Regions from separate parts of the Mus musculus genome. Here all the other regions are linked to region 1. The links are chromatin contacts, found by Hi-C or POLR2A ChIA-PET in ENCODE. All regions are on one chromosome and are shown on one strand. The core of a region is the stretch at or near the end of the contact, and the rest is flanking DNA. Distances in the headings are between cores, read along the strand shown. Region 1 holds the start of Mif4gd (MIF4G domain containing). Region 2 holds the start of Tsen54 (tRNA splicing endonuclease subunit 54). Region 3 overlaps Llgl2 (LLGL2 scribble cell polarity complex component).

Region 1 (3,523 bases), core at 72-2,571:
AAAGGCTTTATGATCTTAGATCTAACTCTGTGATTCATTCTCCAATCTACTGGCTTAAATGTGGTGAGAATTAGGTTGTGACTTACTTTCTGAGAGCCAAGAAGGGCTTGGGCACTGCCTGGCTCTGGGCTTCAGCCCCCAGTGCGGCTCTTACCCAAATGGAATATGCATGGGAACCTCAAGTCGGACTCTGGTAGCGTGCTGGATAGTTTTATGTCAACTTGACACAAAATAAGTGGTGGGTGGGAGGCTCACCTTTGAGCGCGGTCTTCAGCAGCTGCTGCGTCTCTGCATCAAAAGACTGGATTTTATAATCATCTCTACTGGCCTCGCTCATGACGGTCTAAGCCCGGCAGGTTTTCACTGGCCTGAAACTAAGGACAGCACCTGAGAAGCAAAGACGGTTGAGGCTTCAAGGGTGAATCACAAAGCTCCCGATTCTAGCCCTGTAGGCACTGGGCCGGGCAGACCAGGCCTTGGGACGGGTGGAACTGGACTTTCTGTCGCGTTCAGTGCTTGGCTGAGTGCCCACCAAACTTGGCTTCGGGTGGAGTAGTTGAGCACCAAGTGGCCACCTGCTGCTCAGCTGAAGGAAACCCAGGCTTCTGGGGTTACATCTGAGAAGTGAAGCGGGAATTCACCTACGGTCCCAGCGGGATCTGAGTTATCCCAGATCTGGGATCTGATACAGTCAGTATCAGGGTAAATTTCGGGGTGCAAATACTGAACTGGGTGTAAACGTCAGGCTCGCCTTTATCGTCTAGCACGGAGGACGCTGGCTCAGTCCAAGCCGCAGATCCTGATACCAGCAGGGCTCCGAGCCCCTCTCTCCCAGCGTTTCCAGTCCGTCCACCCCTGCAGCCGTTGGGCCAGGGCTGGCCCGCGCCTGCGTCTGGGGCGCCGCGCGGCGCGCGCCCGGCGTGGTACCGCGCGGCGGCGGCGGCGGCGGCGGCGGCGCCAGGGCGACTCGCTAGCGCCGCCTACCGGCCACGACTCGCCCTCGCCTCCGCACCCCGCCGCCGCCCCGGGCCGCTCCCTCGCTTGGCGCGGAGACGGATCGGCACCCGACAACTGCGACACCGCCACCGTCGCGCGCTGAAAGCTCACCGGCCCCTGTCCCCTTCCCACCCGGCGCACCTCCGCCTTGTTTCTGACCACGAAAGCCTCCGAGCGCTGGGCCGGACCCTCCCTGCGTTTTGCGTGAAGTTGTTGGTCTTGCCAGGTCGCACCCCGCGCCGGGGTCACCATATCCCTTGCCCCGCTCAGGTGAACTAGGTCAGACTCTCCCCGGCCGGGCAGCGTGGGAGGAGCTTCGGGAAGGCGTGGCCTATTCGGGGGGAGGGGCGTAGTCTTCTGGGGTTTGGCCGGTTAAAGCGGAGTGCAAGGGCTGGGGCACACTCTGGCAACTCCCTCTCCTGCCACTCACTGTAAAATAAGTTTTAAACCAAAGGAGCAGCCAAGATAAAGGGCCCTGGGTCTTTCCTAGGGGGAATCGGGAGCAACACTGCTGCGCACGAGGGACCAGGAGCCAAAGCTCTCAGCTGCTTTAAGAGTTTGCCACAGCGCTCAGGGTGATAGTACCAAAAAGCTCGAGAAGCTCCTGAGGGCGGGGAAATGAGGAGCACGGAATTTACGTCGATAAGACTTCTTAAAAAAAAAAAAAATCAGACAGCCGACCCTGAATCTTCCAGGTTAAGATAAAGGAGAAACAACATCCCACCACGCAGGGAGGCGCATTAAGACACAGGATGTTTTAAGTAGGGGAAGTGAACAACTCACAGGCTCCTGGAAGCCCCTCCCTACTAAGAATGTAAAAGCAGCGAGGATTGCCGAATTGCACTCAGACGAGCTAAGTGGCCTAAAAAGGCTCGAGCTAGCACACCCTGTGGAAACAGCAGCTTGAGCTGGGCTGCCCAGTGTACTCTTGAGACTGCTCCAGTTGACCTGAAGATAGGCTGGGACCAACTGAGCTGCCTGGAGGTCTCTCCAATCTGTTGGGCTGCCTGCAGACTGCACTGTGCTCCATGATCCCAGCTTTCATGAGTTCAGCAATGCTAGGCTGAGCTTTGGGTAATGTCCCTGTCTTTGAGTCATTTCTGCTCCTGTAACTCCCAATTGGACTTTGGTAATGTGCTGGATAGTTTTATGTCAAGTTGACACAAACTAAAGTCATTTGAAAGGAGGGAGCCTCAACTAAGAAAATGCCTCCATAAACTCCTACTGCCTGTGGAGCACTTTTGTAATTAGTCATTGATGGGGAAGGGCCCAGCCCATTGTGGATGGTGCCATCCTTGGACTGATGGTCCAGGCTGAGCAAGCCAGTAAGCAGCTCCCTCCATGACCTCCAGCTCCTGGCTCCAGGTTCCTGCCCTGCTTGAGTTCCTGTCCTGACTTCCTTTGGTGATGAACAGTGATGTGGAAGTGTAAGCTGAATAAACCCTTCCCTCTCCAACTTGCTTTTTGGTCATGGTGTTTATCATAGCAGTAGAAGAAACAAGTAGTATCCTTACAATGGTCTGCAGTCAGCTTCTCCTCTGGTATATAAATTTATTCACATCTCTCCAGCAATAGGGTCACAAAACACTTCTGCTGCTCCAAGCCCAGGAAGCCAACGGGCCACCCATCTCAGAAGCCCTCCCAAGTGACCCTGGGTCTTCAGAATCAGGAGCCAAGATCAGAAAAGTGAACCACTAGGGGAGGGCTACAGTGGACCACAGAGGGGAGAGTGGAACTGACAGGCAGGGCAGAGCCCCAGTTTTCACGATCAGGGCCATTCCCAGCAGGCATTACAATCCAAGTTATGGCAGGGGCTGGAATCCCACAAAGTCAAGAAGTCTCTCCTCCCTTCCTTCTTTAGACCAACCCCACCACTAGGCTCGAGCATGGGAAAGACAGCAGTCATGTGATTCTTCTCGTGAACAGGAAGCTCCCTCTTCATCTGCATCCCTGGCTCTGCCTACAGCGCCCACCACACCTCACCAGGCTGTCGGACATCCCATGCCCTGGGCCTGAGGCCCATCTGGGATTAGAGGACATGGTGTGCAGCATGCGTGCAGAGCTGGTGATGGCCCCTGCACTCCAGTGGGAGGGGAAGGAGAGGAGCCACTCCTGTCTGCCCTTCACCGCCTCTGTCTCAGTTTCCTCCCTGACCTGTTGTGGAGCCTCACAGGCACAAAGGCTTGGGCCTGGGAGTTCAGAAGCTACCCACATGACAGGGTTCTCCCCCTAAGCTGACAAGCATGGCTACCTCAGGGCTGCAAGCCAGAAAGGCCCCTCCCCCATCATCCTCCCTCAGATGGGATGTGTTCCTAAGCTATAGGAGTGACACAAGGAATGCGTGTTTTACTTTAATGTCTATTAAATAAGTTGGTAGGAGGAGCAGACCAAGTTGTATAGGTTAGAACTGTGCAAAGAGCCCGGCCCCGTCTGCACTCCAGTGTGGTCCTATCAGGACTAGGAGCATTCTCCCCAAAGCCAGGACTGCAAAAAAGGATGGCCAGTTCCTTCTGGATTGGGCTGGTCG
Region 2 (3,323 bases), core at 155-2,654, 200 kb after region 1:
CGGCAAGAGGGACCCGGAGAGTCAAGCGTCCGAGGAATAGATAGAGGAGAACGAAAAGGGGGGCTCGAGGAAGGCGGAAGGAGCAGAGAGATGGAGGAGCCCGCCGATCAGACAAGAAAAGTTAGTTTGCGTCTGCTCTCAAGGGTCCTGACCCCTGGCCCGGGACCCGGCAGTCTCACCTCTCCCGGCCGCCCCGCCGGGGGTCCGGCTGGCTGTGCTCAGTCTCAGGCACTCTGGACTCTGGTTCTCACTGTCCCCCGCAACCCCTTTCTCCTCCTTTCCAAGGCCGGCTCGGCGCCTCCCGCAGGAAATCCCGCCCCTCCCCCCTCCCTCCCGCCGGATCGGGAGCCGGGGACCGTCCTGGCCGCACAGTTGGATTGTCAATCAACACCCTGGTCCCCGCCCCATCTTCACTAGGCCCCGCCCCCGCCAGCCAGTCCAGAGCCGAGCCACTGGTTGGATCAGCGCATGCGCGCAGGTGAAGCTGCTTAGGGGTGCAAAGTGGCGGGTGAGAGGCGGGGTGGATGAGGTTTCGTGCTGCTGTGTCCTGTCCGGGGATCCCGAGAGAACTGGGTTCTGGTCTAGATCAAAAGGTGAAGTGTGAATGTATAGGAGAGAAAATAGGATGTTTTGGCAGTTGAACCTGAGGACCCCCCCCCCCCACTAGGGGTGGGGATCACTTCCTCTTTGCCCCATCCTTTCCCGGGTTGCCCGCAGCGACCTTCGTCCACACTCAGAGACCTATAGCTGCTGGCTGGAGCAACGGTGCCACCTAGTGGTGAGCGTCAGTGCGACTCAGGATGTCACGGCGGGGACCCCAGCCTCGAGGAGGTGCTTTCGGAGTCTGGGGTGGCGATTCAGCACCAGTGTGAGCCGGACAGCGCCTCCACCCCTGGCCTTTGAACCCTGCTTCAGAGCCCCTAAGAAGAGATTTTTTTTTTTTGGCCCACCGTGAAGGAACTCCATAAGTCTTTGGTCCACTCCTAACATTCCCATATGGCCTCCAGTTTGCAAAGCTGGTGTCTGGGGGCTCACTGCTCTCCTCTCTCTACGCATCTCTTTCCTGCTGGTGGTAGGACACAAAGACATTCAGGGCTGCAGAGATGAGAGTAACATATTTGATTATCCATGCTACATCCAGTAGCCAGGTAAAGTTATACTAAAGAAGGGAGGAGCCCCCAGAAGCGCTGGAAACGGAATAGGTGAGTTTTTGCACATCTGGAAACCTGCACATCGAGCTGGGTCCCGCGGCCCGGGGTACACGTGTGCCGACAGGTGTTAGGACACACACGGGGCAGGTAGGAAGGCGCGAGGCTCGAGGGTGGCTTTATGATCCCGAGGAGCGAGCGGGTCGAAGGCGCTAGGACCGCGCGGAATGCCGGGGTGGGCGGGGCTTCGCGGTGCGCGCGCAGCCGCAGACAGCGGCCCGATGGAGCCCGAACCCGAACCCGGGTCGGTGGAGGTTCCCGCGGGGCGTGTGCTCAGGTGCTACCCGGCCCGGGGGATGGCGTGGGGTGCGTGGGACCCGGGAGCGAGCGGGGTGGCCTCTGTGCTGATCACGTGTTCCCGGCTCTCCCCAGCGCCTCGGAGCTCCGCGCCGCGCGCTCGCGGTCCCAGAAGCTACCACAGCGGTCGCATGGCCCCAAGGACTTCCTCCCGGACGGCTCGGAGGCCCAGGCGGAGCGGCTGCGCCTGTGTCGCCAAGAGCTGTGGCAGCTGCTGGCGGAGGAGCGCGTGGAGCGCCTGTGAGAGGGGCTGGGCCGGGCCGGGTCAGGCCGGGTGGGCGGAGGCCGGGGACTGCCCGTGCAGACCGAGACGCCCCTTCCCCACTCCTCGCCAGGGGCAGCTTGGTGGCCGCGGAGTGGAAACCAGAAGAGGGCTTTGTGGAGTTGACGTCTCCTGCGGTGAGCGGCCCGGGCATCTCCGCGGCTGGGGGACCCCCTTCCTCTGTCCGCTTAGCTGCTTTGTGACACTTGGTCTGCTGCCGCACAGGGGAAATTCTGGCAGACCATGGGCTACTCAGAGGAAGGACGGCAGCGACTTCACCCCGAAGAGGCTTTGTATCTGCTGGAGTGTGTAAGTGGGGTCCTGGAGGCGTGGGGAAAGGGGTCCCGACTAATGGAATGGGAAGGATACGGTTTGGTGGACCAGGAGGAATTCAGAATTATGTTTTCAGTGAAGTTATGTGTGGACTTTGAGAACAGAAGAGGATACCACTGGACAGCGGGAGTTCTAATCCTCTCATTGTTTGTCCTGGTCATGCAGTGATGCTTGAGTGTGTGGGGAAAGGGTCAGAGCCAAGAAGGTGACTGGCTTGGGCACTGCAGGAAGGGTACACAGCTAAGCTCTTGGTCCACTTCCAGGGTTCGATTCAGCTCTTCTACCAAGACCTCCCACTGTCTATCCAAGAGGCATACCAGCTGCTGCTGACAGAGGACACCTTGAGTTTCCTGCAGTACCAGGTATCTGCCTCCCAAGGTGACTCTTATTTGCCAAGTCAGTGAGTCCTGACAGGTGCCTTTGAGGCTTCGAACACAGAGCCACAAGCCAGGGCTGTAGGTGAGACAGCCTGTGATCACACGGGCTTATATTCAAATGGAGACTGTCAGGTTTGGGGGATTTGTATTGTTGATAAGTTATTAAACAACACGTGTGCCCAGAAGAGGAGATAGACTTGAAAGAGTGAAATCTCCTTTGAGGATGGTATTTGCTTATTTATTTTTAGTGCTTCTGGGAAGTGAAGCCAGCAGCCCATGCCTGCTAGCAAACACTCCAGCACTGAGCTGTATAGCCCCTACCCTCTTGTTTATGTTTTGAGATAGGGACTTTCAAAATTGCACAGGCTGGCCATGAACTCACTCTGTACCCCAGGCTGGTCATGAGTTTATGCTCAAACTCTCTAGTAGCTGGGATGACAACCTTGAACCAGCAGGCCTGGTGAGGATGATACTTAAAATGGAATGTGGTCCATGCAGTCCCAAGATTTGGAACCTAGGGCCATATAGGAGGGAGGTTTTGAGTGGTAGAGGAAATGGCTTTGTGTCACTGGTCTTTGCTACTTTGTGGGTTCTTCTTTTTCCCACCCTTTGTGCCCCCGGTTTCATCTCTTATCACTCGATAGGAGAAAAAGGAGGAGAGAGGGGAGAGAGACTCTGAGTGTAATTTCTCTCTCGTTTCTTCTTTGAGCGTTACCGACAAACTGCAGTCAACTCCGCCGAACAATCAACAACCACCAACCCCACCTTTTGGGGCCTTAGCATTTACGTACCCTCTGAAAAGTTCCCAGAGTCCCAAATATTACACAATTGCAAAAATCGATCTGC
Region 3 (3,357 bases), core at 126-2,625, 220 kb after region 1:
CCGAGGTCCTGAGTAGGGGATACGAGGAGAAAGTAGCAGGGAGGGGACAGTTGTAGACTGGGGCGAGGGAGCATTTGAGCGGTGGGGTTATGTGGCGGTATCCTAGGCAAAGTGTCCCGGGTAGAGTGCTGTGAACACATAGGGCCAAGAGGCTGACCAGTAACTCTCAGCGAGGCTTCCCCACCCCCACCCCACCCCCAGCGCCCTTGACCTCAGCATCTTGTATACTTTCTCCTTCCCCACTCTACTCTCCCTCCTGCCAGAGGGCATCTCTCATGGCCTGTCTGCCTCAGGAGTCGGCACACTGGGGGGCTGTAGGTTTGCCCCCTTAGTCTTTTAACCTCCCCATTTCCCAGGCATAGGCTAGGCAGGATCATCCCCTATCAGACTTCACAGCCCTAGCCTGACTTCCAGGCTCCTCTGAGAGCTTGCTTATCTGGGGTAGAAGGCCTGGGGTGGGGGAGGGGGCTTTCTGAACTGAGCCAGGCCCGCACCTGTCCTCCTCCTCCTCTAAGAAGGGGTGGGGTATTTTCATGCCTTGCCTTGGGGCAGTTACACTGGCCCCAAGCCTGTTCTACCTCCACCTTGGTCCCAGCTCCTAGGTCGCTCTTCTGTCTCCCTGGCCAATGGGGTCCCCAGCAGTAGGTCCCCCACAAGGTCACTGAGCCCTGCAGGTTAGTTCTTAAGAACACTCTGAAAGCAGTGACCAGGCACCTGGTCCCAAACTGCTTGGTTAGCTTTGAGCTCCATGGCCTGTGGGAGTATGTGCGCGTGGCCCTACCTTTTGACTGCAGCCATATAATTAGCTCTCCTGTAATAGCCATTCCTCATGGACGCCTTTATAAGCCCCTCAATTCTGGAGTTAGTCATACATGGGGGTCAGCTCTGAGTTCTGCCGCTTCCTATGCAGTGGTGACCGTGGGTAAGTTGCTTAGTCTGTGGCCTGGTTTCCTCTGTCAGGTAGGTGTGTTCTGCCTGGCCTCTCAGGTGGCCTCCGCCTGAGCTGATGTGTAGTGTTTACCCTGAGCACACAAACAACAGAGGTGGTCAGAACCTGGTCCCCACATTTTCCTGAGGTTCTCTGGAGGACGATTCACCCTCAGTGATTTGATGTTTCTACAGTGAGCCTAGACAACTTGAACCAAAACATTTAAAACGTATCAACAGGTACATTCAGGGGGTCTGGAACAGTGCTGGTCACAGCAAGTGCTCCGACGGCCACTTGGGTAGGTAGCCTGCACCGAGTGTTCTGCCCTCCTGACCAAGTGGGGCATGTCCCCTCTTTCCTGCCACTCACCACTTTGCCGTGTCACTTTGAGCTCCTGTGGGGTCCTTAGTACAGATGGTCCTGGTCCCTTCTTGTCCCTTCCCTAGAGTCCGCTGGTCTCTTTCCTTTCCCAGGGAGTCATTCCCAGCTTCCTGTGCCTTCTGACCTAGTGACCTCGGCTGGGGAGGGGAGCGCCTGCACCCCAGGAGCCGTAGCTGCTGATTTACGAGCTTGCACCACCCTCCCCCACGGCTGGAATGTTCAGCTAGCCAGCTCAGCTGTCTTCAGAGGCAGAGATGGCCGAAGTCTGGGGCCTGTTTTCACTCCAGTCCCAGGAGCCCCCAGTACTTGATGCCCCATGCTTGTTCTCTGGCTTGTTATGGGACCTCAGGTGGGTACCCAGACTTTCCCACCAATCCCCACGCCCCACCCCACCCATCCCCACGAGTGGGAGGCTCTGCAGTGGTCTTGCTTCCCTAAAAATGTGAAATCCCTAGTCTCTCTCCCCTCCCCCACTGCAAATCATGACCTTTTGATTGTCCCCAAAGGGTGACAGTTCCCCAGGGACTGGTCCCTGGTGTTTGGTTTGGAAGTGGCTTGTCCTGCTGATCTTTGCATTTGCAGGGGATGTGGCTCTATCCGCAGCCAGCAACTGGGGAGCCCCAGTCTTAAATCCAGAGTCTTTTCATAAGCAAAGTCTTGGCCCTTTAATTGATTGATTACAGAGCTGAGGATGAAGGGCCTTGTACACTGCCACCAAGTGCTCTGCCTCTGAACTGTACCCACCCCTGCCCCCAACCTTCAGGCTATCTTTCCAGCCTCGGTTTAGATAAGAAGCACCCCCCCTTCCCCAGTGGAGGCTGGGTGTCCCGTCCCTGCTCCAGCTTAAGTACTTAGCACACTTTGTCGGCCTGTCTACCTGACCCTACATGCAGCGTTCAGCGAGCTGGCGGCTATGTTTGCTTTCTCTTTCCGTCTAGAGTGGAATGAAGGAAGCCATTTCTGTAATGGCCTGAGTGAGCCCCTGTGTTCCTAGGAACATGCCCAGTGCCAAAGATGGTCAGCAGGAGACTGCTACTGGGCGCTGAAAGTCAAACCACCCACTCACAGCCCCTCCCCCAAGGAGAGTACAGAAATAGTTTCCCCCCTTGGGCTGGGAATGCTTTCTATGGTCGATGAGTGGCTTGGGGGTCTTGAGCTGTTTTCTTTATTCGGTACAGATAGAATGTCTTCTCTTGATTTGGGCTCCGCTGTGGCCCTTAAGAAAGGCCTCCTTAGGGAGTGGCAGGAAATAGGGTCTCACTTTGTACCCTTCATGGCTTTAAACCCTTGATGCTCTGTTTCCCCAGTGACCTAGGTTACACGTGTGCCACCATGCACATCTGAAAAGGAACATTTCTAGATGCCCAGTCAGAGCTCAGGGAGCTAGCTGGGAATTAGCAGCAAGGCAGATCTAGGATTAACCTAGAGAGCCCACAGCCTCATAGGACCAGACCTGGTCCCCAGCACCACGGGGCTTGGCTATGTGAGTCTTTGATGGGCTCCTTGCCCATCTTACCCCGACCTGGGTATTCCTGCTAAAACTGCCCCAGGTCCTTCCCCTGCATGTCCAGTTGAGGCACCGATCAAGAAATTCCACAGGACAGCCCCGCTTCTGCCAACCCACTGCACGGAGGGAGGCTGTGAAGTTTCTCTTTCTGGATTTTTATGTTTTTTTTTTTCTTTCAGAAAACAGGTTAACAATTAAGCTAATTAACCACAGGGCCTGCTGGCTCTCTTTGTTCCTATAAAGCTGGGGTAAATGGCTTCCTCCCCCAGTTTCTCCTGTTCCCATTATGGTAACTGGTGGCATTAGAGCATCAACCACGGGGAGAGACAGGCCCAGACCTCCAGGAACCAAGGCCTCACTGTCTCCCTGTCCTGGGCCCTTGCAGTGGAAGGAGCTCAGGAAAGTGAGGGTGAAGCTGGGCTTAAGAAGAGAGGCTGGTGGGGAGGTTCCCGGCCTGGCAGGGGAGGTTCTGGGCCTGGGCCTCAGCAGCTGGGGCCTGGGTGATCCTGGGTCTTAGGAGGGCCTGGGCCTGGGTGATACT

Evidence for each region. A loop is a pair of places that touch in the nucleus more often than their neighbours do. ChIA-PET counts read pairs that join two places held with the same protein, here RNA polymerase II (POLR2A).
Region 2: a loop to region 1 is called in a map of v-Abl transformed pro-B cells, with 2.3 times the contacts of the local background. The contact joins the promoter of Tsen54 here to the promoter of Mif4gd in region 1. A Hi-C loop is called at or near these places in 5 of 37 maps with a recorded cell type or tissue (T-helper 17 cell, heart, mouse embryonic stem cell and 2 more). POLR2A ChIA-PET finds 5 or more read pairs at or near these places in 3 of 5 experiments (Patski and embryonic stem cell).
Region 3: POLR2A ChIA-PET joins it to region 1 with 11 read pairs in embryonic stem cell. The contact joins the enhancer-like site here to the promoter of Mif4gd in region 1. POLR2A ChIA-PET finds 5 or more read pairs at or near these places in 4 of 5 experiments (Patski and embryonic stem cell).

The regions. Positions count from the first base shown.
Region 1 is chr11:115,611,648-115,615,170 of GRCm38, forward strand. Mif4gd (MIF4G domain containing) reads right to left here and starts at 1,322. Exons shown (of 6, transcript NM_001243584.1): 1 at 1,138-1,322; 2 at 256-387. The coding sequence starts at 337. It overlaps Slc25a19 (solute carrier family 25 (mitochondrial thiamine pyrophosphate carrier), member 19), which reads right to left. Exons shown (of 7, transcript NM_026071.3): 7 at 2,534-3,523.
Region 2 is chr11:115,813,335-115,816,657 of GRCm38, forward strand. Tsen54 (tRNA splicing endonuclease subunit 54) reads left to right here and starts at 1,405. Exons shown (of 11, transcript NM_029557.1): 1 at 1,405-1,485; 2 at 1,581-1,745; 3 at 1,841-1,904; 4 at 1,993-2,076; 5 at 2,364-2,462. The coding sequence starts at 1,430. Caskin2 (CASK-interacting protein 2) reads right to left here and starts at 258. Exons shown (of 20, transcript NM_080643.2): 1 at 180-258.
Region 3 is chr11:115,831,261-115,834,617 of GRCm38, forward strand. All of the region lies in intron 1 of Llgl2 (LLGL2 scribble cell polarity complex component), which reads left to right. Among named protein-coding and RNA genes, the nearest start is that of Llgl2, 8.9 kb to the left of the region's middle. Within about 2 kb of position 1,376, at least 1 of the 3 ENCODE cell types and tissues checked has a DNase peak (open chromatin) inside an H3K27ac peak, as active enhancers do.